Linked DNA regions of Mus musculus: region 1 is linked to region 2. Evidence: chromatin loops called from intact Hi-C (ENCODE). Cell type or tissue: gastrocnemius. All regions are shown on one strand. Links, peaks and the distances in the headings refer to the core of each region. The heading gives the core; the rest is flanking DNA. Region 1 overlaps Anxa2 (annexin A2). Region 2 has its middle 14 kb from the start of Anxa2.

The links. Hi-C counts contacts between places; a loop is a spot of excess contacts. Peaks named below come from ENCODE experiments on the same cell type or tissue, not always from the same donor. Only the 100,000 strongest peaks of a DNase experiment are listed, where the experiment ranks them.
Region 1: it touches region 2 in a loop (2.8-fold over the local background); 17 of 42 quality-filtered maps call a loop at or near these places.

Annotation. Positions count from the first base shown.
Region 1 is chr9:69,487,758-69,490,668 of GRCm38, forward strand. Anxa2 (annexin A2) reads left to right here. Exons shown (of 13, transcript NM_007585.3): 11 at 298-356; 12 at 1,895-2,017. Among named protein-coding and RNA genes, the nearest start is that of Mir3109, 32 kb to the left of the region's middle. In gastrocnemius, for the core only: a CTCF peak has its summit at 1,450 (motif pointing left); DNase peaks (open chromatin) are centred at 1,266 and 1,693.
Region 2 is chr9:69,438,151-69,441,061 of GRCm38, forward strand. No RefSeq gene overlaps it. Among named protein-coding and RNA genes, the nearest start is that of Anxa2, 14 kb to the right of the region's middle. In gastrocnemius, for the core only: a CTCF peak has its summit at 1,716; no DNase peak of the experiment used is centred there; H3K4me3 peaks cover 177 bases; H3K27ac peaks cover 600 bases.

The sequences.
Region 1 (2,911 bases), core at 123-2,622, 50 kb after region 2:
GTCTTGGAGAGTTTTAGGATTGACTGTAGATTTAAAGATATGAAATGGGCTTAAATTGCCAGGAAGGGCTAAGTTGGGTGGAGAAGGGAGGGCTATACTGGGCAAGCTTACATAGACACCCGGTCGTCAGTGACCTCTGCACCTCGTGGTTGAAGGTACCGCAGTGGGTAGAGCCTGCTAGTTCACAAGATTCTGAGTTCCCCTTAGCCTTCTACAGCCTTTGTCCATGGACGGGCCCATTCTGGTCAGTGTCTTAGGGCCAGGCGGGCAGCCCTGACCTCTGTCTCCTTCCCACAGTCCAGTGCATCCAGAACAAGCCCCTGTACTTCGCTGACCGGCTGTACGACTCCATGAAGGTAAGGACTGCTGGCCCAGAGGCTCCATTTCCACTAAGCTCCACCTCTGTTTTGGCTCAAACTGAATCTCTGTGACTAGTGTTTAGGGCAGTGGTTCTCAGTCTTCCAGTTGCAGCAACCCTTTAATACAGTTCCTCATGTTGTGGTGGCCCCTAACCATAGGTTATTTGGTTGCTACTTCAGAACTGGACTTTTGCTATAGTTATGAATTGCAATGTAAATATCTGAAACGCAGGATACCTGGTATGCAACCCCTAAGGGGTTGAGACCCACAGGTTGGTAAGCACTAGTTTAGAGGATGGGTTCCCACTAGCTAGCTGAGATTGTATTTGGCAGGTGAGAAAGCACCATTCCATCTTCTCTCAGTTGTTTAAATACATGCGATGCAGCTCCAGAATAAGGTGTCACTGGAGGGAAAGGGTAAGGTGACAACGGTGTCTGATTTCTGCTGGGGCTTTCAGCTATGGTGTCCCATTAGTCCCAGGATAAAAGCAAACAGGATGTGAGTGACCATCAGCAGGCACTACACAACAGCTTTTCAGTTCCCTCCCTTAAGTCCTGGCAGGAAACCCTGCAGGGCGTCCATTTTTATCTTCTTGATAAAGAAGGCAGGCAGAGCGCCTGGAGCCAAGGCCAGCTTTGCAGATGCACAGCTGGGTGATCTTCCTGCATGAGCTGCCCCGGACGAGCCTTGTTCTGGTTCTCGTCCTGCCAGGACTGGTCTGCTTTCCAGGACCCTGATTTCTTCTCTGGAGCACCCCCCCTCCGCCCCCCGTGTCCATGCTGACCCTCTGCCTGCTCTCCTTGGGCTCCCTGTTACAGATAGTTTCCTTAGTGCAGGCTATTTCATGCATTCACAAAGAGCCATAAGAACAGCGTGCCGACCCATCCTCTCTGCACCCCTAAGTGTCCACCAGCCCTTTGCTGCATATGCAAACTTGCAGGCTGGCGGTCAGAAGCAGAGCTGACTGGAGAGGCGGCTCAGCAGTTAAGAGCACACACTGCTCCTGCAGAGGCCCCCTTGGCTTCTCAGCATCTAGTTTGAATCATTCATAGGCTCCTGAAACTTCAGCTACAGGAGATCTGATGCCCTCTTCTGGCCTCCGTGTGCACCTACATGTACACCTATGGGCTCCCCCAGACACATACTTAGAAATTTTTAAATAAATCTTGAAACATTCAGATGTGCTTGGAAATCTAAGGTGCTCATCTTCATTAAGGAAACAGTCTCAGCACTGCATTTTTAAGTCTTGTAAGATCACGACCCACATGAGTGCAGGCATTAAACAAGCTGGCTGCTGTTGTCGAAATCCTGGTTTGGCTCCCAGTTCCAGGCTGGACAGCAAGCAACCATCTGGAATGCCAGCTTTAGGGGATCTGACACTCTTTTCTGGACTCCAGAGGGCTTCCCTAGACACACACACACACACACACACACACACACACACACACACGAGCCAGAAAAAACTGTGGTGGGTGCTTTTTTTAATGATAACCTTGTCAAGGAACTTAACTCTGATCATCACTTTGACTTTCAGGGCAAGGGGACTCGAGACAAGGTCCTGATTAGAATCATGGTCTCTCGCAGTGAAGTGGACATGCTGAAAATCAGATCTGAATTCAAGAGGAAATATGGCAAGTCCCTGTACTACTACATCCAGGTAAAGCCTGTGGCATGGACCTGGCTCTGCCAGGCATGGTGTGTGTGTGTATAACTATGTGGGTGTGTATATGTGTGTGTACATGTGTGTGTGCATGCATGTGCATCTGCATTGCATGTGTGCATGCATGTGTGTATGACTATGTGGGTGTGTATATGTGTATGTGCATGTGTGTGTGTGTGTGTGTGTGTGTGTGTGCATGTGTGTGTGTGTGTGTGTGCAGGTGGCTGTAGAGAACAATGGCAGAGTGGTGACCTTCCTGTTTTCTCATTTCGTAGAGAATAGACTCTGGGCACCAAGAATCAGGGATTTATATTGAAAGTAGCCTATATGATTTTCGTAGGCTCATAGGTTCAAAGCAGGTTTATACATTTCCCACAAGTGTCACTCTACAGTGGTCATAGGTGTTTATAGTGACGATCCTGCATGACCTGGTGACAATCAGAGGGACTCTGAAGGCCAAAGGCGTTTTGTATTCTATAATGCTCCTGCTTCCTGAAGATCCTCAGAGAGGCCTGACAATTTGTCTCTTGCCAACCCACCTCTTCTGTGAACTTAGTGTCTGCATTTTGGAATGCTGGAGCCTTCCTGGTGTTAACACTGTGCTCAGCTGCCAGGAGTGTTACTCTGGGGATGGAGCCTAGGCCTTGCATATGCTAAGTAAGCCCTCTACCACTGAGCTAGCAACCACAGCTTTTTAAACTTTTTTGGGTGGTGGTAGTATGTGTATTGTCTGGGTGTGGGTGTGCATGTGTGTGTGCAGGCCAGCGGTCAACCTCTGGAGTCATTCCTCAGGAACTGTCCACCTTGTTTGCTGAGACAGGATTTCTGACTGAGAGTCGGGACTCAGTGACTGAATGAGGCTGGCTGGGTGGTGAACCCCAGAGATCCTCC
Region 2 (2,911 bases), core at 156-2,655:
TATTAGACTCAGCCCTCCTCTGATGCTGATTCTGATGTGAAACAGCCAGCAGTACAGGTGAGTGGGGAGGGAGGCGACCAGGGAGAGTAGAGAGGCCCTGAGCAGAATGTGGAAAGGAAAATCAGTAAACCAGAAAGAGTACCCAGGGGAAGGGAATTGTGATTTTTAGAATGGTGTGAACTTGTATTTTTAGACTCATTTTTACAATACTAATTTAATGTTAGCCTAACTCAATGGATTCAGTCAGCCTGGCCTGCACAGTGGGACCCTGTCTCCAAGGAAAGAGAAGGGGTAAAATCAAAGATTCCGTTTGAAGGATAACCTACTTTAAAATCTCTTGAAGACAGTCTTCCCAGCTGCAAAGCTTGTCTGAACTTGAATACATAGCCTCTGCTTCTTCATGCGATTCCACCACCAAAACCCAAAAGCTTTATCTGCAGTCCTTGGGATGCTGAGAAAAATACCTGTTCACCACTGACGCAGATTGTTCTTCAGTGACAGAGTGTTTGCAAACCAGCCTCTGCACAACCGGCATCCAACATAAACTGCTGAAACAGACTTTGAACTGTAACCTTTTCCATCCCACCTATTAGCAATGCTTCCAATAAACAAAGACAATATTGTGTCCACTACCAGTGTTCCTGCTTCTAGAATTCATGAGGCGATCAATATTTTTTTTGTCTCCGAGGATGTCATCAGAAAGCGAGGAAGGGCTAATCAGTGGGTACAGAGCTTTTCTTGGGTAGAAGAAATAAGCCCCAAAAGTGCTGCTGTCCCAGAGGCAGGGCAGGAAAAGATATGGAACTGATCTGTTTCAACAAATTCAAAAAAAAAAAGATTGAAACTTAAGTGGGGAATGCTTAAGGAGTCAGATATGCTCACCCAGTTTGAACATTACATAATTTAAAACATGAGAGGATACTTCATAATTATGTTTGAGTTTAATATGTCAATTAAAAACATCATTTGGGAAGCACGGAAGAATGCATCTATAATAAAGAGACTAGAACGTGAATAGATTCAGATTAAATGATGATTTTAAGAGCTGTTTGTTTTATTGGGTGAGAGAGTTAGTACTCCTGTACAACTAAGGCATAGAATGCATTGGGTGCGAGAGAGGACTCCATGGATAAGAGCTCTGGCTACTCCTCCAGGGACCCAAGTTCAGTTTCCAGCCCTAACATGGCAGTTCACAAATGTCTTTAGCTCTAGTTCCAGGATATGGACCGTCCCCACTCTTCTGGCTTCCAAAAGTACTGCATGTTACATGCACATAGTACACAGCCATGCAGGCAAAATAACCTGCATAAAAATTTAAAGAAGTCCAGCTGGGTGTGGTGGCACACGCCTTTAATCCCAGCACTCAGGAGGCAGAGGCAGGCAGATTTTTGAGTTCGAGGCCAGCCTGGTCTACAAAGTGAGTTCCAGGATAGCCAGGGCTATACAGTCTCGCAAAACCAAAAAAAAAAAAAAAAAAAAAAAAGAAAAGAAAAGAAAAAATTAAAAAGTCCTTTTTAAATATAGTGTATTTTACTTCCAGTTTGTATATTGTAGAATCAGTCTTTTATGTTTAACCAAATAGTCTAGGGCCTCAAAATATTGCAAACACATTGACTGTCCTGCAGAATGACACACTAGAATGCATTTTGCAAGTATGTCTGCCCTCTGCCCTACCAAAAGTGATGAGAATTCTAACTCCCCAGTGCCTCTGCAGGCAGATGACAGTTCTGTCCAGCTCCAACCTACAATCTCACACAGTTGCACAACCAGTTAGTGGCTTCAGAGTACAGTAAGAGTGCTGAAGGAAGTTGTGAAATCTCAGAGCATTAAGCTTGACCGTCTTTGTGCCCCAGTGTGTGAAGGGTGGCGGGGGAGGCTAATAGAGTGGTCGGTCAGTCCCTAATTCAGTTTGGCTCTTTTTAATGCTACACCCTAGTGCCTGCAAACTTTTACTCATAAGGAGCCAGCACTATGTAACTTAGTAAGTGCCCGGGGCCAAAATGTCATTCGGCATCCAGGGGAGTGCTGAGTTTGCTGACAGGAAGCCTTCTGCCTCCCAGCAGCCAGCTTATGCTAATTCACATCCAGCAGGCTACGGCTGTCAGCTACAACTTTGAGGGGTTAAGAAATGTCAGTGGATAAGCTTTGAGGTAGCCAGCCCTGTGTGCGTGTGTGCATGTGTGTGCATGTGCATGCATGTGTGTGCATGCATGTGTGTGGGGGGTGGGGGGTGGGTGGGTGTGTGTGTCTGTGTGTGTGTGTGTGTGTGTGTGTGTGTGTGTGTGTGTGTGTGTGTGTGTGTAAAAGCCAGAGGTCAACCTTGGGTCTGTTTTTAGTTTTTCTCTACCTTGTTTTTGAGACAGGGTCTCTTTCTGTGTCCAGAGCTCTCTGGATCAACCAGTCTAACAAGACCCAGAGATCTCTCTGTCCCCATTCGCTAGTGCTGGGATTCCAAGTTTACCGCCATGCCCGGCTCTTTTATGTGGGTTGGGAGGGTGGGGGAAGGCGGGGTGCACAGCATGTATTTTACCAAATGAGCTCTCTACCAGTCCTCCAGAGCTGGCGATTGTTAGAAGAGTGGTTGGGACTAGCACTGAGGTTGACTCTCAACCCTATCTCTTCTCTCTTCAAGCCTGGGTCTTTTTATTGCTAAAGTCCTCATGCTTCTCAGCATATTCTACAGGCTAGCCACTTAATGCTTAATTTATCGAATAGCAACTTAAATAGATAGAAAATTTCCTTTTAGGTGGCAAGTCAGTGTAAATGTGAATCGGTGTCAGATTGAATCAATGAGGGGCATAACTACTATTTGGGACCAAACTTTGAAAGGAGTTTTGGGAATCTCAAGTTGGGAGATAAAGTACAACCCTGCGGAGGAGCACATACAGCCATGAGCTGTTGGAATAGCAGG